2 separate regions of the Mus musculus genome follow, and region 1 is linked to region 2. Evidence: chromatin loops called from intact Hi-C (ENCODE). Cell type or tissue: left cerebral cortex. All regions are shown on one strand. Each heading gives the region's core, and the rest is flanking DNA. Links, peaks and the distances in the headings are about the cores only. Region 1 overlaps Ppp2ca (protein phosphatase 2 (formerly 2A), catalytic subunit, alpha isoform). Region 2 overlaps Cdkl3 (cyclin-dependent kinase-like 3).

Evidence for each region. Hi-C counts contacts between places; a loop is a spot of excess contacts. Peaks named below come from ENCODE experiments on the same cell type or tissue, not always from the same donor. Only the 100,000 strongest peaks of a DNase experiment are listed, where the experiment ranks them.
Region 1: it touches region 2 in a loop (2.6-fold over the local background); 4 of 42 quality-filtered maps call a loop at or near these places.

Annotation. Positions count from the first base shown.
Region 1 is chr11:52,117,056-52,125,472 of GRCm38, reverse strand. It overlaps Ppp2ca (protein phosphatase 2 (formerly 2A), catalytic subunit, alpha isoform), which reads right to left. Exons shown (of 7, transcript NM_019411.4): 3 at 7,313-7,486; 4 at 6,715-6,804; 5 at 6,169-6,330; 6 at 4,422-4,540; 7 at 2,724-3,571. The coding sequence ends at 3,499. Among named protein-coding and RNA genes, the nearest start is that of Mir3061, 5.5 kb to the left of the region's middle. In left cerebral cortex, for the core only: a CTCF peak has its summit at 4,855 (motif pointing right); a DNase peak (open chromatin) is centred at 8,119.
Region 2 is chr11:52,046,237-52,054,653 of GRCm38, reverse strand. The region is part of intron 13 of Cdkl3 (cyclin-dependent kinase-like 3); the gene reads right to left. Among named protein-coding and RNA genes, the nearest start is that of Cdkl3, 46 kb to the right of the region's middle. In left cerebral cortex, for the core only: no CTCF peak of the experiment used is centred there; a DNase peak (open chromatin) is centred at 3,749.

The DNA.
Region 1 (8,417 bases), core at 298-8,297, 71 kb before region 2:
GTAAAATATGTGGGCATCAAGATTGAATACCACAGAATTAACTGCGGCTCTTCCAGAGGTTGGATTTGGTCTTTAAGCACTCACACCAGCAGCTCACAACTCTGAAGCTCCAGAGGACCTAGAGGCCTCTGTTAGCACCACACACATAAACAAAACAGTAAGTCAAGAAAGGGAGACACTGTGCATTTGTAATGAAGAAAGGCAAACCGTCTCCCAATGGTCACTGAACATTTCAAGAGGCTCAGATGTGCCATTACACAGGCAGGTGGCAACCACACCACCACACTTTTGTTTCATTTCAAATAGCTACAAGGACCATTATGATAAATGCTTGAGGCATACATAGCCCGACTTGACACAATGTACAAATCTCAAAACATCACCTGGAAACCTTAGATAGTACATTGTTTTTGTTTTACTAAAACCATTATACATATCTTCTTCAAGTACTCAAACCCAACAGTAAGCTTTATAAATTGTTTCAAAGCAACCTTTTAATAAAAAAATAATAATTTATGTGCACATGAATACTGATGTCCAAGGAGACCAGAGGTGGATGTGGGTCCTCTTGAAGAGCAGTGTGTGTTCTTAACTCTGGCTCCACTCGCCAGCCCCTAAATTATCTTTTTTGAAACATCTGTGTGTGTGCATACATCACCATTTGTGCATGGAGGCCAGAGGACAACTTGCAGGAGTTGGTTTTCTCCTTCCACCACGTAGATCCCATGGACTGAGCTTGAGTCTTCAGGGTGGCTGCTAAGTGACTATGCCTTTACCAGCTGAGTCACCTTACCATATCCAAAGTACACTTCCCTGTTGAATACTCACTCTTAGGCACCGAGATCCACTATCTGCCTCCACAATGCTGGGTGACACATGTGTCATTATATACAACTTTTAGAGATGGAACCCAGGGCACAGTACATGTGCTAGGCAAGTGCTCTACCAATGAACTACATTTGTAGCCATTAACACGTCTTTTAAAAAGACTGATCTTTATTTTTTGTTTGAGTGGTTTGCCTGCAGGCATGTACACCACATGTGTGTCTGATGCCGTGGAGACCAGAAGAGAGTATCAGGGCCTCTGGAGTCGAAGTTATAGGCAGCTGGGGGCTACAAGATTGACTGCTAAGCACCTGTCCAGACTTCTTGACAACACCCATTTTTGATAATTCTTTGCTCTTAATCAAAAGACTTAAAAAATTATGGCAATCTCATTATAGTGCCCATTAAAATTCTCTCATTTGAGTGATTCCCTTCCAACTATCATTTGATTTTTTTGAAGAAATTATTAAACTCACACATTTTCACTAATTTTACATCAGGTTAAAGTATTAACATTTTCAAATTTCAAGAGAAGCCTAGTAATTGCCTCTGAATGCTTTTAAGACCACTCACTCTTTGACACAAGCCCCATTCTGAGAATCTGTATGTACATGACATGTGTCAACTATAGGAAAGACTCCATTAGAGCCCTCTTTATCGTCAGGATCCCCAGTGCAGCTGCTTGGTGTCTACCTCCCTCAAGTGTTGGATCAGAAGTGCTGTACATTAAGTCAGGCATGGTGGCATATATAGGCAGTATCATCCATGAGTTCTAGGACAGCTTGGCCTATATAGCAAGATCCCAGCCACTCAGGGCAACAGAAAGACTCTGTTGCCCTGCCCTTACCACAACCCACCCTAACAAAACAAAACAGTGCTGTATATAGATGTTACTTGTTTGGCCAGGAAGAAAAGACGAAGTAGCACAAATAACAGGCTGGAGAATGTGTTTCTTCGAACTCAGAATAAAAAGAAGACACCTAGAAAAACTAAGGTTTTTTGAGACAGGGTTTCTCTGTGTAGCCCTGGCTGTCCTGGAACTCACTCTGTAGACCAGGCTGGCCTCAAACTCAGAAATGCGCCTGCCTCTGCCTCCCAAGTGCTGGGATTAAAGGTGTGCGCCACCAGTACCTGGCCTAGGGTTTTTTTTGATTTAGAAAATTAACTCACAAACTGGCTTGTTTTTTTTTTTTTTTTTTTTTTTTTTATACAGGGCAATACTGTAACTTCACTGTTGGTTCCAAATTCAACACAGTACAAAGCAAGGAAACATTTATTTACTACACTCACACAGTAATGATCAAGCATCCTCATGTTTGCCCAGATAGCTTAAAATAGCAAATATTCAGTCCCCACAAGAAGAACTGTCTTCGGTTTTAAGCCAAGTCAAAGAATAGAAGGGAAACCCATTACTCGCTGAGCTTGGCACTCAGGCACCATTCTCGGACCTGGCGCAAACATCAGCCCACATCAGCATTGCTTCTACTCGGCTTCACTGCTTTACCAGGTAAGGAACACAAGCTAAGGTTCTAACACCTTATCCAGACAAGTTTAACTAACTCTAAGATCACATGACTTGACAAGAAATATACAAATGTTGGTTAAGAACTTACCGTTCTGTCAATCATTTTAAAGAGTCCATGAAATATACATAGCAATATATTTGTAACCAGAAACTACACTAATTAGACACATCATTTAGTTTGTTAAGTTCTACCTGAAAACATGCCATTTTAAGTAAAATCCTAAAAACATAACTCTCAAGTTCTATGGTTTAACAACCAAGTCCCACTAAAACAGCACAGATTTCCTTTCACAAGCGCAGGCCAGCAACAAGACAAACTGCGGTATGTCAGACAAACAGGTCCCCAAGTTCTTCTGAAGAACACCAAGGAGTTGCCAGAGAGGTTACACAGTGGCCTTGATCTTTATTTTTCTTTACCTGGGATTCTACAAATTCTGAAATTGATCAATAGATTTATCTTGTTAATAAACAGCACCAGTCGTGCCCACTGATACAATTCAAACCTGACTTTCTCAGTTCTCAAGTTTATTATGAAAACACTGCGGTGACTTGTGCAGTAACATCATCTTACAGGAGGGAAACAGTTCTGTTCAAAACAACTCACCAGGTTTTCTGACAGTAACAAAGAACAACGCGGGGCTGAGATTTGAGAAGGGGAGAAACTGAGTGCAGACAAATCATACAATTAAATTAATGGTATCCCTGAAAGAAACACAACAAGAGGGGAGGCCTTGGTACTTATTTAAAAATGTTCATTAAGCTCCAATGATTGTTTGCTATCCTCATCTACAGTCATGCTGAGTAAGCTACAGCTAAGTGAAGTCAACTGGACTCACGGGTGTTAATGTTTAATCCTATATCTGCAGTCTCTCAAGAAAGCAAAAGTAACTACAAATAGCGCTATGCCAGAAACTGGATTCTTGACCAACAATGTCGCGTCAGCATGCAATGAACTGGTTCATTCTAAAGTGGTCACGGCTGTTGATGACAAGAGGCTTTGTATTTTATATGGCACATCTTTTGGTCCGTGTGAAAACAAGTTTTTGAATGTTAACTATTTTCTGACACTTTGGAGTTACTGTTGCTCTTCCCATTTCCATTAGGTCAATATACGGTTCATGGCAATACTGTACAAGTTTACATTTTCATTACAGGAAGTAGTCTGGGGTACGACGAGTGACATGTGGCTCGCCTCTACGAGGTGCTGGGTCAAACTGCAAGCTGAAAAACAAGGAAGACTCAGTGTTACTACTCCAGAAGATACCATGTAGTTAACAAAACTAACATCTTCCAAATTTTCAAATTTTCTTCCCCATCCAACTTCAGTACATTTTAAAAGAATAGAACCCAACTTTAATAGACCTAGGTATATTGGGGCACAGCTCTAACATTACCACTTGGGAAACTGAGGCAAGAAAATCACAGTTCTAGACCAGCTTGGGCTACAAACACATGGTTAGTTTTAGCTGTTAACCAGACACAAGAGAACCATTACCTGGGAACAGTTCTAACTGAGGACTAGACTTATATAAATCAGGTTGACCTGTGAGCATGTCTGTGGAAGACCATCTTAATTGATGTAAGAACACCACGCCCACCGTGGCTGTTACCATTCCCTAGGCAGAGAGCCTTCATCTGTTTAAGAATGAAGAAAGCTAATTGAGCATAAGCAACAAGCAAGGGCCCACACACTTCTCTCTGCTTTGTTTTGTTTGAGTCATGGCTTCTTGATATAGCCCCTGAAACTCTGTATATAGACCAAGCTGGCCTCACTCACAGAGTTCCTCCTGCCTCTGGTGGAAGGTAACATTACATCTAGGCTGTAGATGTTATTTGAGGAGCTGCTTCTAGTTCCTGCCTCAGCTTCCCCTCAATGGTGGACTATAAATTAGGACTATAGGTTGAAGACCTAGTAACTCATACAAGTTATTCATACCAAATAAGAGACACTAGTGCTAGTTTCTATTATGTGTAGGTTCATTCCCACAAAAATTTAGTCAAAAGTCAACAACCTATGCTTTGGTTTAAGCAGGGCTGGACAACACAAAGCTAGCTCAGAGTAGATACTTACAAAGAATACTTAAGAGTGTCGTCAAGTTCCATGATTGCAGCTTGGTTACCACAACGATAGCAATAGTTTGGAGCACTGAAAATTGTTACTACGTTCCGGTCATGGCACCAGTTATATCCCTGTAAAAAAGAGGCAGGAAAAAAAAAAAAAACCAAACAAACCTTACTAACCTACATAAATATGAACCCATTAAAACAGAAAAATACATTAAGATAGAAAAACTCCAAAGGGGTTAATTTTCTGTATTTCTCATAACCTATAAAATGTACATTTAACAATGTGTTGCTAAAACAAACAAACAAAATACTTTTGTTTGTTTGTTTTTGGGGGTTTTTTGAGACAGGGTTTCTCTGTGTTGCCAAAAAAATACTTTTTTAGAAAAAGATTTATTTACTTGTTTTATGTAAGTACACTGTTGCAATCTTCAGACACACCAGCAGAGGGCATCAGATCCCATTACAGATGGTTGTGAGCCACCATGTGGTTGCTGGGAATTGAACTCAGGACCTCTGGAAGAGCAGTCAGTGATCTTAACTGCTGAGCCATCTCTCCAGCCCTGTTTTTGTTTTGTCTTAAGCATTGAAAAACAAGCCAGGCATGGTGGTACACATTTTCAATCCCAGGAGGCAGAGGCAGGTGAATCTACATGGAGCCTAATCTGCATGGAGAACAGCCTAATCTACATGGCGAACATATCCCGCAAAAACCAACAAACCAACCAACCAAATCAACTTAAATATTACCCATCACCAAATGTAGATACTGTCTTTCATTGACATGACCTTGTGATGGTTTGTGTATGCTTGGGCCAGGAAGTGGCACTATTATGTGTGGCCCTCTTGGAGTAGGTGTGAACTATAAGATCTCATCCTAGCTTCCTGGAAGCCAGTATTCTGCTAGCAGCCTTCAGATGAAGATGTAGAACTCTGAGCTCCTCCTGCCCCATGCCTGCCTGGATGTTGCCATGTTCCTGCCTTGATGATAACAGACTGAACCTCTGAATCTGTAATCCAGCCTCAATTAAATGTTGTCCTTATAAGAGTTGCCTTGGTCATGATGTCTGTTCATAGCAATAAAGCCCTAAGACAAACCTTAAACTTGATTTTAAAATGAACTATTTTTTGGGTCTCACTGTACAGTCTAGGCTAGTCTGGATTACAAGGCAGTTTAGCTGCCACCTAAATAACTAACCAACCAGCAAACTAGCTAACTAATGAACTAATGAGGCATGCACCACTATACTTGGCTGACCATCAGTACTGACAACAAACTCTTATAGAATAAGAGATTGCCCACTGCCATAGTTTGAATGCTCCATGTTCTCATCTCATTCTCAAAGTATGGCAGTCAATGTTTTAAGGTAAGACCCCTACCAGAGGAAAGGCTTCTTTCAAATCATCTACAAGCCAGTTATCTAAAGGGCATCAACATTTTGATGTTTCTTTCTTTTCCTATAAAGAAACAAACTAGATAATGTGAAATAAACCACTGCGATATATTATACCCTTCCTCATTCGCTCTGCATCTTCATCCTTTCATCATTAATCCCAAGTCCCTCCGAGTCATTAAGTGGATGCCCACTATCAGCCATGGATCTGACTTTCCTCTGACTGTCCATCTACTGAAGAGGGTTTAGCTCCCATGGCAGACTCTAGGAATAAAGGACATCTTGCTGACAGCATCAGTGTCAAACTCCTTTCCTTCAGTTACTACAGTTAATTTGACAGGTTTCAAGAAAAGAACATACCTCCATCACCAGCTGGTGAGCTCTGGACACCAACGTGAGGCCATTGGCATGATTAAATGTCTCAGAAATATCTTGGCCAAAGGTATAACCAGCTCCCCGAGGAGATATCCCCCAGCCACCACGGTCATCTGGATCTGACCACAGCAAGTCACACATTGGACCCTAAAAAGCAGGTATAAGTTATTAAACTGACTTCCAAATGTGGAATTCTTCATTTGATAATTCACCAGAAGCAACACTCTACAAAAATCACATTCTTAGTATGTGTGCTGAACTTTTGCAGTAAAGGTATCTCTGAAATGAAAATCAATTCCCACAAGGCACACTGCACTCAGTAACTTGCCCCATCTGCCCGTGTATCTGAGTTTTATTATTAGACAGATGGGCTAGTGGTGACGACCAGGAAGGCTTCTAAACGTCTAATGAGCAATGGTAAGGAGCTCATGTCATTTCATTTTGAAACCCGAGTGAACATATGATAAATTATGCTACAGCTAAACGATTTTTGTTTTTCCTAAGGAGTGTCTGAGAATTTGTCAGCCATACCTCATGAGGAACTTCCTGTAGGCGATCGAGTGCTCGGATGTGATCCAGTGTGTCTATGGATGGTGACAGACCACCGTGTAGACAGAAGATCTAAAAAGATTGATTACAAGTGCTAATTACACCTAAGAGAAACTGAACTCTTTGGACTACACATTAGACAGGAGCTGACACCATTTAGCTACATCAGTTCTAGGCTCTGTTTCGATGAGGATGGACCCTGAATAACTGGCTATTGTTCGACCTAATACCAACTACAGAGTACAGTATCTATTCCTGTTCCTGACCAACCACCATCCCTGAGGTTCCTTCTAAAGAGTGTTTTTCTAGCTTACCCACAGTCCCTCCAGAGCCTGACAGTCCCCCTCACACTGGTAAACAATGCCTTCCATCTCCCAGACCCCTCTACAAAGAGCCCCCAAAGCTGAATAGGTTACATTTTCCACCCCATGATCTTATCCTGACAGTTCAGCACCTAGAAAAGAACTTATCAGTATTTAGTAATGTATCCCCAAATGGAAAATCACTGCCTGCTAAACACCAAGAAAACAATTATTGGAAACAGGAAGAAACCCAGAAGTGAGTTTTATGGTACACACACCTGCCCATCCACCAAGGCAGTGAGAGGAAGATAGTCAAAAAGGTCTGTGAAGTATTTCCAAACATTTGCATTTCCGTATTTCCTTAAACACTCGTCGTAGAACCCATAAACCTGTGTGATCTGTCTGCTCTCGTGATTCCCTCGGAGTATGGTGATGCGCTCTCGGTAACGAACCTAAAGAAAACGACAACAGATGCCAGCTCTTTCCAAAAAAAACAAAAAGCAAGACACTTCATACAACTTTCTATAGGTAAATCCAGAGTTCCAACTGAGAGGAGGAGGGGCTGAGAGTGCACATCTCTAAACTTCAATGAACTGAAATTAGATGATAAACTTTTTAAAACTGCTGTTGCTGTTTCTCAAGGGTGGGTTTCTCTGTGTAGCCCTGGCTGTTCTTCAGCTCAAGGAGATCCACCTGCCTCTGCCTCTTGAGCTCTGAGATTAAAGGCATGGGCTACCACAGCCTGATGATTATAAGCATTTTTAATTAAAGGTTTATAAAATGCTTACCAATATCTCAATTAAGACCAAACCCCCTGCACCATCTTGTGTGAAATAAAAATCATACTTTTTTCTGACCTTTACTAAATTTAGTTATGCAACAATTACCATAACTCAGTTTTAGAGTCTTGCCAAGATTCCTTCCCGATCTGCAATGGCCCCACTCTTCCAGCCGGACAACCACTCATTTATTTCTGTCTTGAGAATGACTTTTCTAGAAATTTTAGTGTTTCTTGTGCTGCATATCCCACGGAGCGCGAGCTATCCTGAGTCACCATGCTACAGCACAGATGAGGGTGTGCTCCTTTCACAGCTGCACACTAGCATCGGGGGAGGGCAGGCCACAACCCATGGTTCCTGTATCTGCTCCAGTTTTCCTGTTTCTTAGTTACTGAGCTCATCTGCTCACATGCTTTCTTTTCTCTTGAACATATTCCTAGAGTGTAGCTATTGGGCTACATGATCGATTTATATGTAACTTCACCAATTCTTTAAAGTGGCAAACTCATTTCACATTCCTTTTTTTTTTAATGGTTTTAGAGCTTTATTGTAGAAAGGCAGAGAGAAAGAGAGAAGGTAGAAAGAAAGAGGCCGGCCGGCCATG
Region 2 (8,417 bases), core at 372-8,371:
AAACAACTAGTTCCAGGGTTCTTCCTTCCCTGGCTCCTGTCACATGCAAGCTACATCTCTGGATTCTTTTGTTGTTTCTTCTTTCCTCAATCAGGTCTGGGATGTTTTCACTGGAGCTACACTTGGATTCAACTTAAGTCCTTGACATAGCATAGCAGTAAGAAGTCAGGGCAACTGCTGAAGCAAAGAAAACTGGGCTCCTTCAAAAGCCCACAGAAACCAAGAGCTGCTGCATCAGCATCCTTGCATACATCCACCTAGATGTCCCCATTCTGTGTTTCTGAGTTCTGGGCTTTCCCTCCTCTGGTGTGCTGGGCATTCAGAGCCTCTGAAGTTCTACAACTCTAACAATTACACCTCCCACCCCGACCCCGAACACTGTACAGCTATTTGGTGTTCTGCTGAGATTCCATAAAACTCCAAGGCCACTGGCTTTGGCCTCAACTCCTTTGAGTCTGGAACTGGAGAGATGATTTGACACTTAAGGAAGCCTGCTACTCTTTGCAGGGACCCTGAATTTAGTTCCCAGCACCCATGTTGGATGGCTTAAAACTACCTGTAACTCCAGAACGAGGGGGTCTGACACCCTCTTCAGGCCTCCAATAACACCTGCATGCACAGACCCACACACATAAATCTTCAAAAGAGCTTTCAGTCACTTGTCCCTTGGCAAGGGCCAGCAGAATTCCGAGGGCGTCAGCTCTGTCTCTGTGGATCTTCTCTTTCTCCTTTCAGTCTTTCGCAGGCCTCTTGATCACACCCAACACAGAATTCCTCTCTAATACAACACCCTTCAGTCATCATTTATGAAATACTTTGTAAGCTCCAGTTTGTGCCAGGATCTATTTATGGCTCATGTGACAATCAGAATGATGTTCATTCTGTCCACCCCAAGGTGTGTCAGCCAGACTCAGATCCCAGCTTAACATTTATTTTTCTTGGCACCAATGTATTGGCCTCCATAGTCTGATAAACGGATCGAAAGTGAGAACCCGTAATTCAGGAGATTTGCCAAGGAAATCTGTAGGAAACCAAGGAAAGCTGTAAGGGAAACTGGGAAAGGAGCTAGGGTGCCAGGTCGAGGCAATGCATTGCGAAACACATCTGGCTTTGCAAGGGAAAGAAAAGTTGAAGGACAAAGACCTGGGCTGTGGGGCAGTTTGAAGGCAGGCTGGCAATGCTGATGACGATGACTGCAGTCAAGCTTCTGAAGTCCACCCAAGAACAAGCCTGCCTTGGTATCCCTGCAGAGCTCTCCCTTTATGAATGCTCTGTCTCCATTCACTGCTGTGGTTCAGCAGCTGCCTCTAGGCAGAAGCCCTCTATGACCATAAGGCTCACCCCTCCTGAGGCTGACTCTCCTCCACTCAGTGCCTGCGATACTCAGTTCAGATGTCTTGTTCTCTGTTACCAAGCAAGAGTGTCATGTAGTTGCTCTCTCATGGCAGAAACAAAGCTTCTTACTGTTCTCAGGAAAGTGTGTGTTTTCTTAATTTAGGAATACTTTTATCTTGTTTCCGTCATTCGGTGTTCTGGGAGTTCACTGTCTTTGACTGGCTTCTTAAAGTACAGAGTTAGGTCCCCAAACGCTGTGGATTCTGTAAGTATCCCCAAAGGCCTGTGTGCTTCAAGACTTGGTCTTGCCAGGTGTGCTTGGGGGTGTGTGGTTGTGGATTGCCACTAGGTAGAACCTGATGGGAGGAAATGAACCCATGGGGGTGCCTTTGAAAAGGATCCTGGGGTCTCCCACCCAGTTCCCTGCCTGCCAGGGGGGAAGCTTGAGCATGGCAGGCAGATGTCCCAAGAAATCCCTAAGTGCACCTGTTCACCCTGCCTTCACCCACCGAGCTGCAGGCACTTCCTCACTTCTCTTCTTTGAACATGTAGACTGTCAGTGCACTGGCCACGCCACTGTCTTCTAGCTAGTTATCAATTTCTATCTTAATCCTTGTGTGGCCAGAGGCAATATTCTGAATGTTTCAAGACTTTGGTGACGTTTGTTTTATTGTCATAAAGCAGTTTTTGATCAACTCACCACATACAGTTAAAAGTGCTGATGTTCTAATCTTGGTTAGACAGAGCTCTGCTGCATCCATTGGGGCTCCTTCATCAGCTGCTACTTTGGCCTTGCATGTCATTACTGGTTCGAGTTCACTTGTTTTACGGGCTGCTGGGAGAAGTGTGTTTACTGTAGACTGTTCTGTCTCCATCCAGTTCTGTTTCTGCATTTTGTGTTCTGAAACCATGTTATTCAGCAAACACTACTTTAGGATTTAAATCAATGTATTCTCTTTTGTTGTTGGTGGTTTTTTTGGGGGGGGGGTAGGTTTGTTTGTTTGTTTGTTTGTTTGTTTTTGATTTTTGAGACAGGGTTTCTCTGTGTAGCCCTGGCTGTCCTGGAACTCACTTTGTAGACCAGGTTGGCCTCAAACTCAGAAATCCACCTGCCTCTGCCTCCCAAGTGCTGGGATTAAAGGCATGTGCCACCACTGCCCGGCAGATTTCTTCCGTTTTAAAGTGTTCAACATTCCAGTGCTTTACATGGGAGGCTTTTTTGGAAGTAGCATGGGGTAAAAAGTTTTTATCTATCCTGATAGTTTACTGTCCTAGTATTTACATGGAGTATTTGTAATTACTAATATAGTTGCACTTATTCCTACTATCTTTGATTTGTCTACATTTAGTATAAATAAAATATGTTCAATCTAGAAGCTCAGAGCATATTATCTATGTTTACCTATTTATTTCCTCCTGGTTTTCCTGTGGTCAAGCATGTAACTCTGTTCTTTTATTGTCATATTCTTGCGTGGTGGAGACTGGATCCAGGGGTCGTGTGTGCCAGGCACACATTCTACCACCCAGGTACACCCCAGCTCTCCACACACAGTTAAAACCCTCATAACCCTCTTATTCATATGTAATATTTACCCACAATTTCCCCCTTTGTTCTTGATTCTTCCCTGAATTTTCCATTTCCATTTGGGACTATTTTTGTTTGATTTAAAGAGTCCCTTAAAGGGACTGGCAGTAAGGCTCAGTAGGCAGCATAAGTTTGATCCACAAACTCCACTGAGTGGAAGGAGAGAGCCAGCGTCTGCAGTTGTCCCTCTGATGAAGGAGCACTGTGGAACACACACACACACACACACACACACACACACACACGTAAAGGAGCATTGAGGAACACACACATATGTAAAGTTAGGGGGCTCAGTGATTAAGAACATTTGCTGCTCTTACCGAGGACTGGAGTTCAGTTCCCAGAGCCCACCCTGGGAAACTGTCAACCACCTAACTCCAGCTCCAGGGGACCTTCTTCTGGCCTTCATGGGCACCCCTAGCATGTGGCATATATTCACAATGCATACATAAACACAATTTAATTTTTTTTTGTTTTGTGAGACAGGGTTTCTCTGTGTAGCCTAAGCTGACTTGGAACTTGTTCTGTAGACCAGACTGGCCTCAAACTCAGTGATCAGCCTGCCTCTGCCTCCCGAGTGCTGGGATAAAAGGTGTGCGCCACTACTACCTGGCTTAATTTTTTTTTTTTAATTTTAAGTATCAAACATTAACAAAGTGAAAAATGAAAGAATTCCTTGAAGCTTTCGTCTTAGGGCCAGACTGCTAATACCATCTTCTCTCTGCTTCTGTTCTCTTCCCCTCATCTTTAAGTAGACCTCACTGGACAGAGGAATCTTGGCTGGCAGCTCTCTCCCACACTTTATGCCTGTCTCTGTTCTCTGACTGCGGCGTGGGCTTGTGTGTGTCAGGAATCACAGGCTGTTGTGGGCTTGCTCTCTTGCTTTCAGATCCTCTCTCTCTCAGGCTTTACACTTGCCCCACGGTCTCACCACAGTGCTCACATGGTACATTTCTGTTTATCTTCCCACTTGGGGTCACAGGTGTCTGTCATAGACTGCCTGTCCATGGTGAGTCCTTGTGCAGTCCTACCTAGATTTACACTAGGGGACAGTCTTGAAAGAGAACTGAGGGTGATGCTATTCTTCTAAGAAGCCTAAGCCACGCCACCAGACTCTCTGTACCCCAGCAGCATCCCTCTCTCAAGAGTTGAAAAATCTCAGCTGTGATGACAGCTTGGACTACACAGAGAAACCCTGTCCAACAAAACAAAGCAAAACATTTTAAATTGTGTTTATGTATGCATTGTGAATATATGCCACATGCTGGGGGCGGCTCGTGAAGGCCAGAAGAAGGTCCCCTGGAGCTGGAGTGGTTGACAGTTTCCCAGGGTGGGCTCTGGGAACTGAACTCCAGTCCTCAGTAAGAGCAGTAAATGTTCTTAATCACCGAGCCCCCTAACTTTACATGTGTGTGTGTTCCTCAAAGCTCCTTTACATGTGTGTGTGTGTGTGTTCCTCAATGCTCCTTTACATGTGGTGTGTTTGTGTGTGTGTGTGTGTGTTCCACAATGCTCCTTTACGTGTGTGTGTGTGTGTGTGTGTGTGTGTGTATGTGTGTGTGTGTGGTGTGTGTGTTCCACAGTGCTCCTTCGTCAAAGGTACAACTGCACATGCTGGCTCTCTCCTTCCGCTCAGTGGAGTTTGTGGATCAAGATTAGTATATATTCCTGAGGATTAGGAAATTTGGATCATCATACAAACTCTATAATAATCCCCTCAAACTACTGTTCACTGTCAGCTTTTTGTTTTGGGTTCTGGTCTGAGGCAGAGTCTCATGTATCCCATGTTGATCATAAACCTACCATACAGCAATGAAGGTGACCCTGAATTTCAGATGCTGCTGCCTCTGCCCCCCAAGTACTGAGGATATGGCACCAGCCACCAGGCCCCAGCTTACTTTTAGAGAACGTCTTGTGTTTTGTCCAGCTGGTTGTTAACTGTTTTAAATCACTGGGCTCTAACCTGGAGCATCAGTCTCCTGTTCTGTGTTGAGATTCTCCTTTCATTAACATCCTCTTTTACATTTCTTACTTTCATTATTATTTACTTCTTGACACATTTAGAAAATATATTTAAATTTTCATATGTATGGGTTATTTTTTTATTTCTGGATAAAATGTTTTCCTACATGTCTATTACAGCAGAGTTAAACACTGCATTACTCAAAGCCATAGCCATGTTTTGTTTGGTATTCATGGGTTTTTTGTTTGTTGTTTCATTTTGATTTGTTTGCTCTGACTGAGGCAGAGGGGCAAAGGGACTGAGGGACAGGGTATAGAGGGGCAGGGGCAGAGGGACAGAGGGACAGGGAATAGAGAGATAGGGGACAGAGGGACAAAGGGACAGAGTGACAGGGGACAGAGGGACAGAGGCAGATCTCTTGAGTTTGAGCTCCACTTGGGTTACGTAATGAGTTCCAGTTCCGCCAGAGTTATATAGAGACCCCCTCAATACCCAACAATCAAAGGACAAACAAACAAAGAAGCTCTTACTGCAACAACAGATTTCTCAAGTCCTCCTTGGACTCACTAAATTTGTCTGTTACACATTTTGAAAGTGTACTATTACATACAAGACCTTTTTGGGGGTGTTGAACACACAACTAGGGCCTGATACAGGTTGCAGGTGTGCGCTGCCACTGACCTAGATCCAGATTGTTGGCACAAAACTTTTTAGCATTTAAATGAATCATAGAAGGCCCATTTAATGTATACTGTTTGATTCAGTGCGTGCGTGTGCATGTGTCTGTAATAATGTGTGTGTGTGCATGTGTCTGTGGTAATGTGTGTGTGTGCATATGTCTGTGGTAATGTGTGTGTGTGTGCATGTGTCTGTGGTAATGTGTGGGGTCAGAGGACAGATGGCAGGGGTCTGCTCTCTTTCCACCGTCTGTTCCTAGTCAGCTAAGCAGGCTTGGTAGCAAGTGCCCTTACCTGCTTTCTGGCCTCAATTTTTTTCCTGATAATTAACATAGCTACAAAAAACTGCCTTTTTCGGTATTTGCCCTGTATCTTTTTAAACAGATGTTTTACTCTGTGGCAGCAGTTATCAATTCCTTACATTTTATATTTATACCTTAGCTAGTAGTAAAATTTTTATCCCTTTTATCTTTTTGTTATTTTGTGATTGTGTGTGTGTGTGTGTGTGTGTGTGTGTGTGTGTATGTGTGTATGCATGTGCACATGTCCCCCATATGTATGTGAAGGTCAGCAGACAACTTTTGGGAGTCCGTTCTCTCCTCCCACCAGATGGCTCCCAGGAATCAAACTCAGAATTTGAGTGCCTTTATCTGCTTAAACAACTTGTCAGCTCTGGGTAATTTTTAAAAACTTACTGACACACTGTTTTGTGTGGCCCATTCGCTTTCTATATCCTTTCTGTGGGAAGTGCTGATGGTGAATATGGCTGTCAATCTGACTTGTTGGAGAGGACTGGTGTGCAGCTGGTGCTATAAGAAGACCGACCATGAACTCAGGTGCTATCCAATAGGCAGGGGACAGACAAAGCAAAAAGGAGGCAGAAGTGGGAAGCAGGCAATTACATGCTTGACTCTTGCTGAGTGGAGGTGAATTTTGCCGTTTCTTTCTAATGTGAACATTGGATGCTTCAGCCTCTAAGGACAGATTTGCACCAGTGGCTCCTCAGGGACTGTCGGGCGTTTGCCCCAGACCGTGGCACACCGTGTCTCTTGTGCTGAGGTTTCCATCTTCTCAGACCGAGAGCCACCTTGGCTCTCTAGTGTGCAGATGGCCTCAGTGCACCCATCAGCCTCTGACGATGTTAGTGAACCTCATAAGCCTACTCTTGGATCATCCTATCATCCTATTTGTTCTGCTTATCTGCGGACCTCTGACTAATACAATAACTGATCATGATCATGTAGATGGTTATCTCACATAAACAACATTTAACAGAAGGCAATTCAAGGCTGGTTTGGTTGAGAACAAACATAAATTAAGAGGTATCTTGTGTCACAAAACAGGATGTGAAACAGTTAAAAACATTAAAAATGAGATCTGGAAGGGAAAAAGAAGACTAGGAGGGCTATACATTCTTAAATGTGAAAAGCTTAGTATCATTTTCAAGAACCAGAATGTTATAGCAAGAATAAATTAAGTAGGCCTGCTTTTTAAACGGTTATCAGACACAATACTCGGAGACTGAAAAGTATCAACTCCATGCCAAGTTTCCAGCTGGGAGAACCATGGGACTGAGATGAGAGGTGTCTTCAAAGGCGGGGCCACTGTGGACCCTGAGCTAGTCAAGCAGTTTGGAGACAACCTGATCACCTCTCACAGCCAGTCCCCTGACTGGACAAGCAGCAAATGATCACCTCTCTGTCTGACCAGAGGGAACACGCACAGGGGGAGAGGGAGCACGCACAGCGGGTATAGACTTCTCACAGGTACACCCATGATACAAATGACCAGGCAAAAACAGTCTCAAGAAAGATTCCCTAAGTCTTCACCCAGGTCCTGCCACACTACCTGCCCACAGCAGCGATCCTCCTTGGGCTGCTCCCCACCCATTCCCAGGAGTCAGTCTCGTTTTCCTTAATAATTCTATGTTCACTCTGTTCATTCTTGTTTGCTTTCCTTATTATTCTTGGGTACAACACAAAACACCCAGAAGACAGAAATGGGGGCCTCTTTGGTGACCAGTGCTTGCCCAGCATCCAAGCTCCGGGGTTAAGCTGACTAAACTGAGACAGGCCCTTTATTACACACAAGGGATCCACATCAGTTTCACTTTTAAAAACAGGAAGAGCTGGAGGGAAACCATGGTTAGGATAAAGCCGTCCTGTTTAGACCTGTATGTCTGCTCTCAGGAGGTCATCTGGGATGTGGGGACCATGCTAAGCTGCTTGCATGGGAACAGGAAGAACAAAGAACTGAAACCCTGTGCTCCAGGATGCGGACAGGGAAGCAGGTGGGAAGGTGATTTAGCAGAGGAGCAGAGGGGCACTTGGAGGTGAGAAAAGAAAGAAGACATGTGACAAAAAAAAAGATGAGAGTGGTTCCAGAAAGGGACGGTGATTCACAGTGTCAAACCTTACACAAAGGTCACAAAGGGAGGGGGGGAGACTGAAGAAAGCCACAGAGCTGACTGATTTAGGAGATGGGTGGAGCCCAGCCAGAGCAGGCTTTCAGGACTGCTGAATCAGGAGCCAGGCCTAGTTAGTTAACAGGCCAAATTTCACTTTACTAATTAATGCAGTAGGGCATGCCTTCTCCTCTCTACCACATCCTCTGTCTCCTTTTGAAAGGAAGTGGGTCCCACAGTTATACTCGTGCGCTACCAATTATCACCTTTTCTGTTTGTGACAACTGAGGGCAAAGGACTGTAGCCAGGACTTCTGCCTCATCCTATGAATATCTACAAGGCAGATTTCAAAACCCAGACCCCGATTACTGATTCATCTGCAGTGCACAGCATGCTTGAAGGAAAGAGATGGTGGCCAGACTCAGTGGCAGCAATCCGGTTAGCAGAGGCTGC